Linked DNA regions of Homo sapiens: regions 1 and 2 are each linked to region 3. The links are chromatin loops, found by intact Hi-C in ENCODE. Cell type or tissue: GM12878. All regions are shown on one strand. Links, peaks and the distances in the headings refer to the core of each region. The heading gives the core; the rest is flanking DNA.

What was found. Peaks named below come from ENCODE experiments on the same cell type or tissue, not always from the same donor. Only the 100,000 strongest peaks of a DNase experiment are listed, where the experiment ranks them.
Region 1: a loop joins it to region 3, with 2.4 times the contacts of the local background. A loop is called at or near these places in 5 of 110 quality-filtered maps.
Region 2: it touches region 3 in a loop (4-fold over the local background); 2 of 110 quality-filtered maps call a loop at or near these places.

What each region holds. Positions count from the first base shown.
Region 1 is chr10:58,966,778-58,969,277 of GRCh38, forward strand. No RefSeq gene overlaps it. Among named protein-coding and RNA genes, the nearest start is that of LINC00844, 31 kb to the right of the region's middle. RefSeq lists an enhancer at 532-1,445. In GM12878, for the core only: no CTCF peak of the experiment used is centred there; a DNase peak (open chromatin) is centred at 946.
Region 2 is chr10:59,180,842-59,183,341 of GRCh38, forward strand. All of the region lies in intron 1 of PHYHIPL (phytanoyl-CoA 2-hydroxylase interacting protein like), which reads left to right. Among named protein-coding and RNA genes, the nearest start is that of PHYHIPL, 5.4 kb to the left of the region's middle. In GM12878, for the core only: a CTCF peak has its summit at 1,028; a DNase peak (open chromatin) is centred at 1,020.
Region 3 is chr10:59,044,853-59,053,039 of GRCh38, forward strand. All of the region lies in intron 2 of LOC102724768 (a long non-coding RNA gene), which reads left to right. Among named protein-coding and RNA genes, the nearest start is that of LINC00844, 49 kb to the left of the region's middle. In GM12878, for the core only: no CTCF peak of the experiment used is centred there; DNase peaks (open chromatin) are centred at 3,279 and 3,469; H3K4me3 peaks cover 1,436 bases; H3K27ac peaks cover 2,321 bases.

The sequences.
Region 1 (2,500 bases), core at 1-2,500, 81 kb before region 3:
ATCACAGAATCCGGAGGGGGTAGGGTTCTTAATCCTAGTTGCATATTAAGACAACCTAAGGAGATTTCTAACAAAAGCAATGCCCAGCCCAACCCTACACCAGTGCCATCAGACTCTCCGAGAGCAGAGCCCGGGTGCCTGCATTTTTAACATCACCTGGGCACCCCAGGTGATTCTAATATGCAGCTTAAGGACCACTGGCATAGTGTTAAGGCCAGGTGGGGACTTAGGAATCATGGGACCCAATGCCATATAATGGATAAAATGAGTGGACTAGATCTCTATAGAAACAATAACGTGGAATCAGCAAAACATCACAATATGGAATGGAAAAAAACAAGTCTGCAGAGAAGAAGCTCAGAATGATACAAATTATTAAATACATGCCCCCAAATTACATATTCTTTATATTGCTATATTGATTATATGGGTAGAAGTCTAAAAGTGGATTAGAAGGAAGTGAGTTCAGGTCTTACAAGTGGTGTCTTCTGGGCCCAGGGGAAGGGACTAGGGAGGGAGGATAAAGGGAGCAAAGTGGGGTCCACCTTCTTGTGTTGTGCTTTCCTTCATTTATGGTTTCAAAACAAGACTTGAAACAAACATTGCACAATGTTAGTAGTGTCTTCTGACTGGAGGGTATGCACAGATTTATATTTTTGTGCTTTCCTCTTTTTAAAAAAAATCTTAAAACAAAAATAATTTTAAGAATAAAGATCTAGCACCTCGGGTTGTCTAATGATAAAGCCTGAATGCATAAATGCCATAATAACTCTGTCAATGGCTCTGGACTCACACACCTCAGGGAACTGCAATTAAACTCTGCTGAGTCACAGATGCCCTGCCTGGAGAGTCGTGTGCCTTCTCAGCATCCCTGTAACCTCCTCTGTCCCCAGGTTCACAGCTCCCCTACTCAGAGGCTCTCGGCTCCTCCCTCTGCGGCTGCAGGCTGCTCTCTCTGTCCCTGCCCGCTGGCCTAGTGGGTGGTGACACAGCACGGTGCATTCCTGCAGGCAGGCTCAGGCCCCTGTGTAGTTGGCTTGACCCAGGCAAGCTCCTGCACTTGTCGCTGAAGAGCAAGGGCTCAGGTGGGCGTTCCGGTGCGGGAACCTTGCAGGAAGGCAATCAGTCGGTTTGTATTCAAGCTGAAAAGCCCCCTCTGAAGCCTGCGATCCAGACACAAAGCGGGATGAATGTGCTTCGCTGCAGAGCGTACAGCTGGGTTATTGACTGGGACTGAGAGAGGCGTTGAAATGAAATAGGGAGACTGAAGAGATCTGCTCTTTTGATTCGGTCTCTTCCAGGATTTTGCAAGCTCCAGATAGCTTTGGTCCAAAGTGAAAAATCTCCCTAAGATCCTATCTAAAATTTGGGGGAATCAGCTGCGTAAATCATTTTTCTTTTGATAAAAAGCGTGCTGTTTTCTCCCCCTCCCATGTTCTGATGTGGCTGGCTCACCTGTAGCTGAGCTGTTTGAATGAGCTGGGTTTTCCTCCTTCCTGGCAAGCTTAGGTGTAAAGCAAGCCGGTTCCTGAGAGAAGTGGAGGAGCCATGTTTATGGAGTCTGAGGACAGTCCCTAATTATGCCAGGCAATCAGAGGCTTTAATGGATGAATAACTGTCAAAGTACAGTGGGGTGTTTGATAACCTGTAAGGCTGCTTATTGTGAGTGGAAATCACAGGGTGAAAAAAAGAAACAGGGATGGATGAGCTTGTGTTTCTTACCCCTCCTTGCCTTTGAAGAATTTGACAATACTGTCATCAAGTGCTCCCTGGGGAGGGTGCTCTTGGGGACCTAGGAGGATTCTGGTTCGAGGAAAGCAGAGGAGAGCTACATAATTAAGGAAGAAGAAGCAGAAATTGGGGGTAGGGCTGCACATTTAATGCAAGAATTCAAAGCATAGAAGTCCTGTTGAAGAGAAAGGGGGAGAACCCCCCACTATCCAGTACCTCCAGAGGAGGAGCTGGAGGCACAGACCAGATGGGATCACCACACAAGTTCTTCATATAGAAAATAGGAAAACTGAGGAATCTGCTTCACTGTTGAATAAGTCTCTCCAAGGGTTTTGCCAGCTCCAGAAATTGAGCTTAAGTGGTGTTCTAGACATGAGATCATTTTATTGCTAGGTTGCAGTAGGAGGAATTTTCCTTAATGTCTGGAAACAGGAGGGCATTGACTCTGTTTCTAATGCAGGGACACCTAATAGAGCTCAATTTGCTTGCCAACTCTGCTTGAGTGGTAGTGGCTACCTGGAGCACTCAGGAGGGGCCTTAAGGCCAGAGCCAGGCTCTGGTGGAACAATGCTTGATTGATTAGTGATGTCTGTCTTGGGTGTGTAATGGTAAAGGCAGCATGTGTGCCTCCTATTTGGAATTTTTGCTTTGGGATGCTTTTCCTTCTGTAGGTGTATCACCACCACTGACATCCATTTAACAATCTATGCATTAGACTCCAAGTCTTTTAGCTCTTCTGCTAAGGAGATTTCAGCCTAAAAGGGATGGC
Region 2 (2,500 bases), core at 1-2,500, 130 kb after region 3:
TTAATAGCACAGTGATGTTAGATAATCCGTAATGGCATTTTCTGAAGCAGACATCTAAGAGGAGTACCCATAACTGTTAACTTTAATAGTCTTTATTACAAGAATGTAAGGTAGTCATTACTCAGTCTCAGTGACATGCAGTGTAGCATAGTGATAATACCATTTTAGATCAGACCACCCCTGTTAGAATATTGGCTCTTGAAAGCCGTGTAACCTTAAATTACTTAACTTGTTTTAGCCTCAAGCTTTCTTATGTAAAGTGGGTATAATACCAATCCTGTAGGATTGTTTAAATAAGTAAAGCATTACTTTCATAGAATTTACCAGTGTTGATATTAATACAAAATAGACAGTAATAATTATTATTCTGAATGGAATATTGTCCACGTAACTTCTTGAATTGAACCACTGCTTTTTAAAATTTCTTTTTTGCCAGTGTCTAGGTCCTTGTCGTTTTTCTTAATTTCAGTTACATGTTATAGGAAATCACTTCAACTTCATGAGTAATTACTATAATCTGTAAATTCTGAATTTTAAAGAATAGTAAATTTTGAAATCACAATTATAGTACTCTTATCTTTTACTTCTCTTTTACCATCCTATCAGTAATATCTTTATCACCTTAGCCCTAAAAATTGTTTTCAGTTTCTAGTTCAAATCTGTCATTTGCTATTTTTCATGTGGCTTGTAACCTTGATGGTTGCTTTGTTTAGGTATTTGCCTTAGAGCCCTTCTCTGTTCTTAATTTACAATGTTTTTCTTTATTAACTTTTTCCAAGGATAGACATGTACTAGGACACGTAGCATGTAGATTAATTTCTTTGGCCCAAATATGACTATAGAGATATTAGTGAGTATGAAACAAAACAAAAATAAAATAAAAACTAAAAGAAACAAAAAATTTGGAAACCATCAGATTGTATTAAACCAATTCATATTCTTGGTAGGGTTCTAATTCATTCCCAGGGAAGACCAGGAAGTTACTAGAGCAAGTTACATCAAAGGATATGTGACCAGACTCCCTCCAGTGGTAGAATGACTGATGTGTTGTATGTTTAACGCTGGCAACTTACTTTGTTGCCTAGGTAGGCCCGGTCAGAAATTCACTCTCTATAGAATGCTATTTAGACAACATTCAAATTACTTGGTTTTATCTCTACTGATATTTCTTCCTAAATTAGGCCCAATGTTGCTTTTTCCTCTAACTTATGTGAGTATACTTTCCTGATTACTTTTATATTTCATCCTGGGCCTCGATAATAACAGCAGCTATGTCACTCATTGCAGCAAGCATAAATCCTTCTACTTTCTGGTTTTCCTTCTCTGCTTTTCTTTAGTAAATGCATAATATAAGTTTTGCCTTGTAGAATGTGCCTCCTTCTTGGATTTATTTTCCATTTCTGTTATATTGCTGTATGTGAATCTTTTTATCCTTTATTAATTAAATTCTATTTTTACTATAAAACCTATACCTCCTTTTTAAACTTTAAAATATTTCATTATTAGCATTATTATTATTGAGACGGAGTTTCGCTCTTTCACCCAGGCTGGAATGCAGTGGCGCAGTCTTGGCTCACTGCAACCTCCGCCTTCTGGTTTCACGTGACTCTCCTGCCTCAGCCTCCCAAGTAGCTAGGATTACAGGCACCCGCCACCACACCCAGCTAATTTTTGTGTTTTTAGTAGAGATGGGGTTTCACCATGTTGGCCAGGCTGGTCTTGAACTCCCGACCTCGTGATCTGCCCGCCTCGGCCTTCCAAAGTGCTGGGACAGTAGTTAAACCGTCCTTTGAGCAGACTATATTTTATATACATACATTTGAGAGTAAAATCAGTGTTTGGAGACAACTTAAATGTATAGAAGAATAGGACAGTCTGAGCAGAAAAAAATAGGTAGAAAGCTTCAGCATATTCTGTATATGTTAAGGGTAGGGACTGGAAATGGTATATAAGAAACCAAAAAAGAATCATGAGGAATTCATGATGATTGAAATTTCAGGCAACATGGAAAGTGATCAGGAGTAACTTCAGGATTTTAAGTCTGGGAAATCTGAAGAATCATTGACAGGAAAGGAGAAAAAGAGAAATAAAATAATTTTTAAACATCCTGATGACATTAATTTTTTACATCTCAGATTTTAGGAGCTGGTGAATATCCAAATATGTCCTAAGCACTTTTCTAGAGGCATATCTCTCTCATAGATATTGTTTTACCAGGATGATATTATATATACTGCTTTGTCATTATTGTTTCAGTGTGTTTCCCCATGAGATTACCCACTGATATTCTTTTGAGGCTTTTTTTTTTCTTCATTCTCACTCCTCAAAGGCTATACAAGGTCTGATGATAATACTGTGAGAATCAGTACAATATAAAACTAACCACTTAATAGTTTAGAGAGGATTGTGAAATAGTGATTTTTGAGCTATCTCCGTAAAGAGATTGTTGAATCTAAGGAGACATTTTTGAGAGATTAGTATAAAGCAAAAAGAATTTTTG
Region 3 (8,187 bases), core at 2,451-4,950:
ACTCTCCCTGAAAAGACGTTCTTAGTTGTGTCAAATCAAGTTATTTTGCTGTAATATTTATGTGTGCTAACCCCTGTTGAAATGGAAAACAACCTGTCAGTCTCATCCTCTTAATGATTCTTACACTTGAATGCTATTGTCGCTTTTTGGCTTCCTCTTCTCTGAGCTAAAAACACTCCAGCTCCTTTCATCTTTATTTACAGCTTCCCCTATGCTTTTTTATGTTTTTTAAAATGCCTTCGTTGTTGCTTTTTTTCCTCAGGATCACTTGCAGCTTTTCTATGTCTCTTTTTACACTTTCTGGAACAAAATTGTACAGAGTAGGTGATCACAGAGGTCCAATGAATAGGTCCAGGAGACCTCTGAAGAAGCAATAATCATGAACAATTATGGAGTGCTTACTATGTGCTAGATATTGTGCTGAGCAACTTACATACATTCTTTAATAGTTAAAATACTATGGCAATCATTACCCCTATTTCACATTCATGATAGGTTTTAGAGATAGTACATGGCACAGCCTGGACAAAACTCAAGTCTGCTCAATATCAGAGCCTGTGGTCTTAACCCCCAGGCTATATTATAGCCCATTAAGCTTGGGACCATGGTAACAAACAGATGATTGGATGATCAAGGCCCCAATGTGCTTTATCTTAGAGCAGCACTTTTCTAATTTTTCCACCTGGTATTCAGAATACATGGGGAGAATCACAACATGGTCCACCAGAAATGGGAGAGATTATTTAGGAGCTCATCTTTTTAATCTTAAAAATCCATGTATGTTTTGCATTCCATTTAACAATATATTCAAGTTTATTCAAGTACTAAAAAGTTGAAATTATAAACACCAAGTGAAATTGAATCTCCTAAAAAGATACATCATGTTTATTGTTACCTGGAGTTCTCCAGGGCTATGGAAAGCTCAGATTGAGAATCAGAGCCATAGCAATGACTATGATACCTTTAGCATGCAAGATATTTCAGAGGAGTTTCCACCACTTGCCTCCTCCTTCACAGAATCCTCCCCCAAATAAGAGACAAAGCATCACTCAGAATTACATCCCAGTGTGCCCTGTAATATACACCATTTGTGAAATGTCTGTTGCTATAACTCAATGCCATATGGTATAGAGTTATTTAGATCCAGGTAAAATTTGGGGGAAATCCAACTAAAATGATGATTTTTTCATTTTAATATCATTGATCTGTTGTTTTTCGTTCTGGTAATGATTAAATATAATACAGGATACTTATTTGCTATGTCCATTTTGGGTTTGTAACAATGTAACTTATCTCCTGCATTTAAGAGAAGGTTACCCTTCTATTCTCTTATGGGAGTGGAGCATAGGGGAAGGAGTGACAGTGCATCGATCTCATCCCAAACTGTAATCAAATAGCCATCTTATAAAGTTGACAGGGAGGGAAAATGCTTTCTGCTTCATCAACCAAACTTTCGTGGTAGTATTTGTGATACTGGTAGCCTTACATGACCATCAGCAGTTGGGAGTGGAGAGCAAAGTTTGTACTGAGCTCCCACAGTTTGCCACCAAACAAGGGAATCATATAATTTTTGTATAATTTATCATTCAAACTGGGGCACTCTGGAGAAAGAAAGGGGGCACAGTAGTCACAAACTTGGACTAACCTGGGCAAAGTGGGACACATGGTCACACTGCCCATCACCAATTCCTCACACGGAGTCACAGGCAAAGGAAGGGTCAATTATACTAAAAACCTAATGCTATCCAATCTAATTTCACATTGCTTTTTTGGTGACACCTATGTCTGATTTTAGCTGTGGATAATAGGTTCTCATATTTTAAAAGGACCCCTCTACCCCAAATTCCTGTATTAATGTGACTCTTCTTCACATATCTTGGGTATATGTTTATGCGTGTCTATTTACCAATAATTGCATCTAAACTAGCAACATTGTTGCTTATTTATGTCCAATTTGTGTTATATTTTGACCATGAGATTTTTTTTTTGCGGGAAGAACCGTGGTTAGTCAATTTTTCTCATCATATATTTGAGTATGTTCATGCTTGCTCCTAATTGTATTCTTTATAATTATTGAATTTCTATTTCAGTTTTGAAGGACTTTCACACAAACAATTTACAAAATTTGATTCCTGTCTTGAGGAAGGCATTGGCAGCCCTCACCAACTTGATTCAGCTGCCACCTTAATTAATAGCTGTTGATATCAATCACAGGACCACTTAGTGTGAAACCAAGGAAAAGGCCTCCAAGATTATTCTGATTGCCATAACAGATAAATACCCTAATCTCAGTAGTTTGAAAAAATGGAAGTTATTTTTTTTTCATGCAAGTCAAAACTAAATGGGTATTCGTAACACCAGTATGTCTCTCCTCTGAGAAGTGATTGAGAGATCTAATTTTCTTCTATCCTGTTGCTCTTGGGCTAGGCTTGGAGGTAGAACACGTCACATCCACTGATCTTCTATTGCCCAGAAAATCATAGGACCACAACTCGCTGCAAAGAGCTTGGTAAATACAATCTGGCTGCCTTCCCAGGAGTAAGAGGAAATAGATTAGGTGAACACCTGGTCAGTCTATGCCACAGAAGTGATTCTTCCATACCATTTGTTTGGCACATTAAGCAAGGATAGTACCTGGTATAAGAAAGTCAGAACCTAGTCTATACCATATTCCCTTAGTGTGAGAATTGCGTAGACCCCAAAGCTTTATCAAAGCTTTTGCAGAGGCAATAGATCAAATAGACTCAGGTATGACTGTGAGTAACTCACTTAAACTCTATGAGCTTCAATTTCCTCATCTTTAAAATTTAGGCAGAAGCACCGAGTACCATTTCCGCTGCATAGAAAGTAATTATTTCTTATGGTTTCATAATGGAATGTGTTATGAACCAGTATTGGATTCATTATAGTTTTTTGTTTGTTTTTATAGTAACTTTCCTATATGGGAGCTGAATTAACTGATCTTTTCTTTTTTCCTCTTTTATTTTAGATTCAGTGGGTACATGTGCAAGTTTGTTACATGGGTATATTGCATGATGCTGAAGTTTGAGGTACAATTAATATCATCCAGATAGTAAGCATAGTGCCTAATGGGTAATTTTTCAGCCCTCCCCTCCTGACCCCCCACCTAGTAGTCCCCAGTGTCTATTGTTTCTGTTTTTATCTCCATGTGAACCCAATGTTTAGCTCCCACTTATAAATGAGAACATGCAATATTTGGTTTTCGGTTCCTGTTTTAGAATAATGACCTCCAGTTGCACCCATATTGCTACAAAGGACATACTTTCATTCTGTTTCATGGCTGAATAGCACTCCATAGTGTATTTGTACCACATTTTCTTAATCCAGCCAGCTGTTGATGGGCACCTACGTTGATTCCATGTCTTTGCTGCTGTGAATAGTACTGCAATGAATATACGAGTGCATGTGTCTTTTGGGTAGAATGATTTATTTTTCTTTGGATATATACCCACTAATGGGATTGCTTAGTCAAATGATAGTTTTGTTTTTAGTTCTTTGAGAAATCTGCGAACTGCTTTCCATCATCTCTGAACTAATTTACATTCCCACCAACAGTGTATAAGCATCCCCTTTTCTTCATAGCCCCATCAACAAATTACTTTTTGACTCCTTAATAACAGACATTCTGACTGGTGTGAGATGGTATGTCGGTGTGGTTTTGATTTGCAATTCTCAGATGATTAGTGATGTTGAGCTCTTTTCAAATGTTTCTTGGCCACTTGTCTGTCTTATTTTGAGATGTGTCATTCGTATCCTTTGCCCACATTTTTTTTTTTTTTTTCTGAGATGGAGTCTCACTCTGTTGCCAGGCTGGAGTGCGGTGGCATGATCTCGATTCACTGCAGCCTCTGCCTCCTGGATTGAAGTGATTCTTCTGCCTCAGCCTCCTGAGTAGCTGGAACTACAGGCACGTGCCACCATGCCTAGCTGATTTTTGTATTTTTAGTAGAGACGGGGTTTCACCATGTTGGCCAGGACGGTCTCGACCTCTTGACCTCATGATCCACCTGCCTTGGCCTCCCAGAGTGCTGGGATTACAGATATAAGCCACTGTGCCCAGCCCTCTTTGCCCACTTTTTAATGGGGTTATTTGTCTTTTGCTTATAGAATTGTTTTAAGTTCCCTATAGATTCTGGATAGTAGACCTTTGTCAGATGCATAGTTTGTGGATATTTTCTCCCATTCTGTATGTTGTCTGTTTACTTTGTTGATAGTTTATTTTGCTGTGCAGAATCTCTTTAGTTTAATTAGGTCCTTCTTGTCCATTTTTGGTTTTTTTTGCATTACTTTTGGAGACTTAGTAATAAATTCTACTCCAAGGCCTCTGTCCAGAATGATATTTCCTAGGTTTACTTCTAGGATTTTTATAGTTTGATGTCATACATTTAAGTCTTTAATCCATCTCGAGTTAATTTTTGTATATGGTGAAAGGTAAGTGTTCAATTTCATTCTTCTGCCTATGGATAGCCAGTTATCCTAGCACCATTTGTTGAATAGAATGTCCATTTCCCACTGTTTATTTTTGTCAACTTTGTCAAAGATCAGATGGCTAAAGGTGCACAGCTTTATTTCTGGGTTCTCTATTCTTTTCCATTGGTCTATGTGTCTATTTTTGTACCAGTACCAAATTGTTTTTGGCTGCTGTAGCCTTATAGTGTAGTTTCAAATCAGGTAATGGGATATCTCTGGCTTTATTCATTTTGCTTAGGATTGCTTTGGCTATGCTGGTTCTTTTTCGGTTCCATATGAATTTTAGAATAGTTTTTTCTTGTTCTGTGAAAATGACTTTGGTAGTTTGATAGGAATAGCATTGAATCAGTAGATTGCTTTGGGCAATATGGCCATTTTAATGATATTGATTCTTCCAATCCATGAACATGGATTGTTTTTCCATTTCTTTTTGCCATTGTGATTTCTTTCACCAGTGTTTTGTAGTTTTCCTTGTAGAAATCTTTCACCTCTTTGGTTAGATGTATTCCTAGGAATTTATTTATTTATTTAGTGGCTACTGTAAATTGGCTTGCATTCTTGATTTGGCTCTCAGCTTGAGTTATTGGTGTATAGAAATGCAACTCATTTTCTACATTGAATTTTGTATCCTGAAACTTTACTGAAGTCATTTATCACCTCTAGGAGCCTTTTGGTGGAGTCTTCAGAGTTTTCTAGATCTAGAATCATATTGTCAGTGAAGAGAGATAGTTTGAGGTCTTCTTTTTCTATTTGGATGCCTTTTATTTTTTTCCTGCCCAATTGCTCTGGCTAGGACTTCTAGTACTAGAATAGAAGTGGTGAGAGTGGGCATTCTTATCTTGTTCCTACTCTTAAGGAGAATGTTTTAATCTTTTGCCTGGTCATTATGATTTTGGCAATGGGTTTGTCATAGATAGCTCTTACTATTTTGAGGTATGGTTCAATGATGGCTAGTTTTTTAAGGGTTTTTATTATGAAAGGATGTTGGATTTTATCAAAAGCTTTTTCTGTGTCTATTTTGATGATGTTATGGTTTTTGTTTTTGATTCTTTGGTGAATCATATTTATTGATCTGTGTATGTTAAAATAACTTTGTATTTCAGGAATAAAGCCTATTTGATTGTGGTAAATTAACTTTTTGATGTGCTGCTAGATTTGGTTTGCAAGTATTTTGTTGAGGATTTTTGGGTCTATATTCATCCAGAATATCAGCTTGTAGTTTTCTTTTTTCATTGTATCTTTGTCATATTGGTATCAGGATGATACCAGCTCTTCTTTGTATGCCTGGTAGAATTTGGCCGTCAGTTCATCTGGTCCAGGGACTTTTTTGTTCGGTGGGTTTTTTATTACTGATTCAATATTGGAACTTGATATTGGTCCGTTCAGGGTTTCAGTTTCTTCCTGATTCAATCTTGGGAGGTTGTATGTTTCCAGGACTTTATCTATTTCCTCTAGACTTTCTAGTTTGTGTGCATAGAGGTGTTCATAATTATCTTTGAGGATCTTTTGTATTTCTGTGGGATCAGTTATAATGTCACCTTTGTTGTTTCTGATTGTGCTTATTTGAATCTTCTCTCTTTTTCTTTATTAATCTAGCTATTGATTAATCAACTTTGTTTATCTTTTCTTTTTTTCAAATTTAATGAATTTTTTTATGATACTTTAAGTTCTAGGGTACATGTGCACAACGTGCAGGTTTGTTACATATGTATACATGTGACATGTTGGTGTGCTGCACCCATTAACTCATCATTTACATTAGGTATATCTCCTAATGCTATCCCTCCCACCTCCCCCTACTCCATGACAGGCCCTGGTGTGTGATGTTCCCCTTCCTGTGTCCAAGTGTTCTCATTGTTCAATTCCCACCTATGAGTGAGAACATGTGGTGTTTGGTTTTCTGTCCTTGCGATAGTTTGCTGAGAATGATGGTTTCCAGCTTCATTCATGTCCCTACAAAGGACATGAACTCATCCTTTTCTGTGGCTGCATAGTATTCCGTGGTGTATATGTGCAACATTTTCTTAATCCAGTCTATCATTGATGGACATTTGGGTTGGTTCCAAGTCTTTGCTATTGTGAATATTGCCTCAATAAGCATACTTATGCATGTGTCTTTATAGCAGCATGATTTATAATCCTTTGGGTATATACCCAGTAATGGGATGGCTGGGTCAAATGGTATTTCTAGTTCTAGATCCTTGAGGAATCACCACACTGTCTTCTACAATGGTTGAAGTAGTTTACAGTCCCACCAACAGTGTAAAATTGTTCCTATGTCTCCACATCCTCTCCAGCACCTGTTGTTTCCTGACTTTTTAATGATCGCCATTCTAATTGGTGTGAGATGGTATCTCATTGTGGTTTATCTTTTTAAAGAACAAATTTTTTGTTTTGTTGCTGCTTTGTGTAGATTTTTGGGTCTCAATTTCATTTAGTTCTCTAATTTTAGTTATTTCTTTTCTGCTAGCTTTGAGGTTAGTTTGTTATTGTTTTTCTAGTTCCTCTGGGGTGATATTAGATTGTTAATTTGAGATCTTTTTAACTTCTTAATGTGAGTGTTTAGCACTTTCCCCTTGACACTGGTTTTGCTGCATCCTAGAGATTTTGATATGTTGTGTCTGTGTTTTAATTTATCTCAAAGAATTTTTTGATTTCTGCCTTAATTTCATTGTATTTGCAAAAGTCATTCAGAAGCAAGTTGTTTAATTTCTATGTAATTTTTGTGATTTTAGGAGATTCTCTTGGTGTTGATTTCCATTTTTCTTTTACTGTGGTCTGAGAGTATGGTTGGTATAATTTCAATGTTTTTGAACGTATGGAGACTTGCTTTACAGCCAAGCATGTCATCAACCTCAGAGTATGTTCTATGTGCAGTTGGTAAGACTATATCTTCTTTGGTTGTTGAGTGGAATGTTCTATAGATGTCTGTTAGGTCCAACTGGTCAAATCTTGAATTTAAGTCCAGAATTTGTTAGTTTTCTGCTTGGATAATCTGTCTAGTAAAGTGTTGAATTCCCCTACTACTATTGTGTGGACATCTGTGTCTTTTTTGTGGGTCTAGTACTTGTTTTATGAATCTGGGTGTTCCAATGTTCGGTGCATGCATATTTAGGATAATTAAATATTTTTGCTGAATTTAACCCTTTATCATTATGTAGTGTTCTTCTTTGTCATTTTTTTTTTTTTACTGTTTTTGGTTTAAAGTCTATTTTAACTAATCAGTGGATAAGCTTAAATTTTCTAGCATGCACTAGCAAATACCTTTTGTAATTTCTTCCCTCCCATCCCCCTCAACTCAATGAAGTACAGACAGTATACTGTTCAGAGAGATGGTTTAACAATTCCACTTCCAAACACAGAATTTCCCACCTAAGTGGTCCTTAATAGATGAATCTATCCCAAGGCATAATATCACCTTTTGTAGTGCCCAGGAATTCATTCAGTCTTCCAAGGCCTGTTAAGCAGTAGTGTGACCCTAGTGCCACCTTGATGCCTGGAAGATCCTACTGATAATCCATCTAGTTTCTCAATGCGTAGTTCAATTCTTTCTTTCTTTATTCTAATCAGGCTTTCCATTTTCTCTCATGAAGAGTGTTTGATTCTGGGTTATCTGTGAGTCCATTTATTGGATACTTTTGCATAATATAGTAAATATGAGTTCAAGAATTACTGACATTAACAATTGTAAATTGT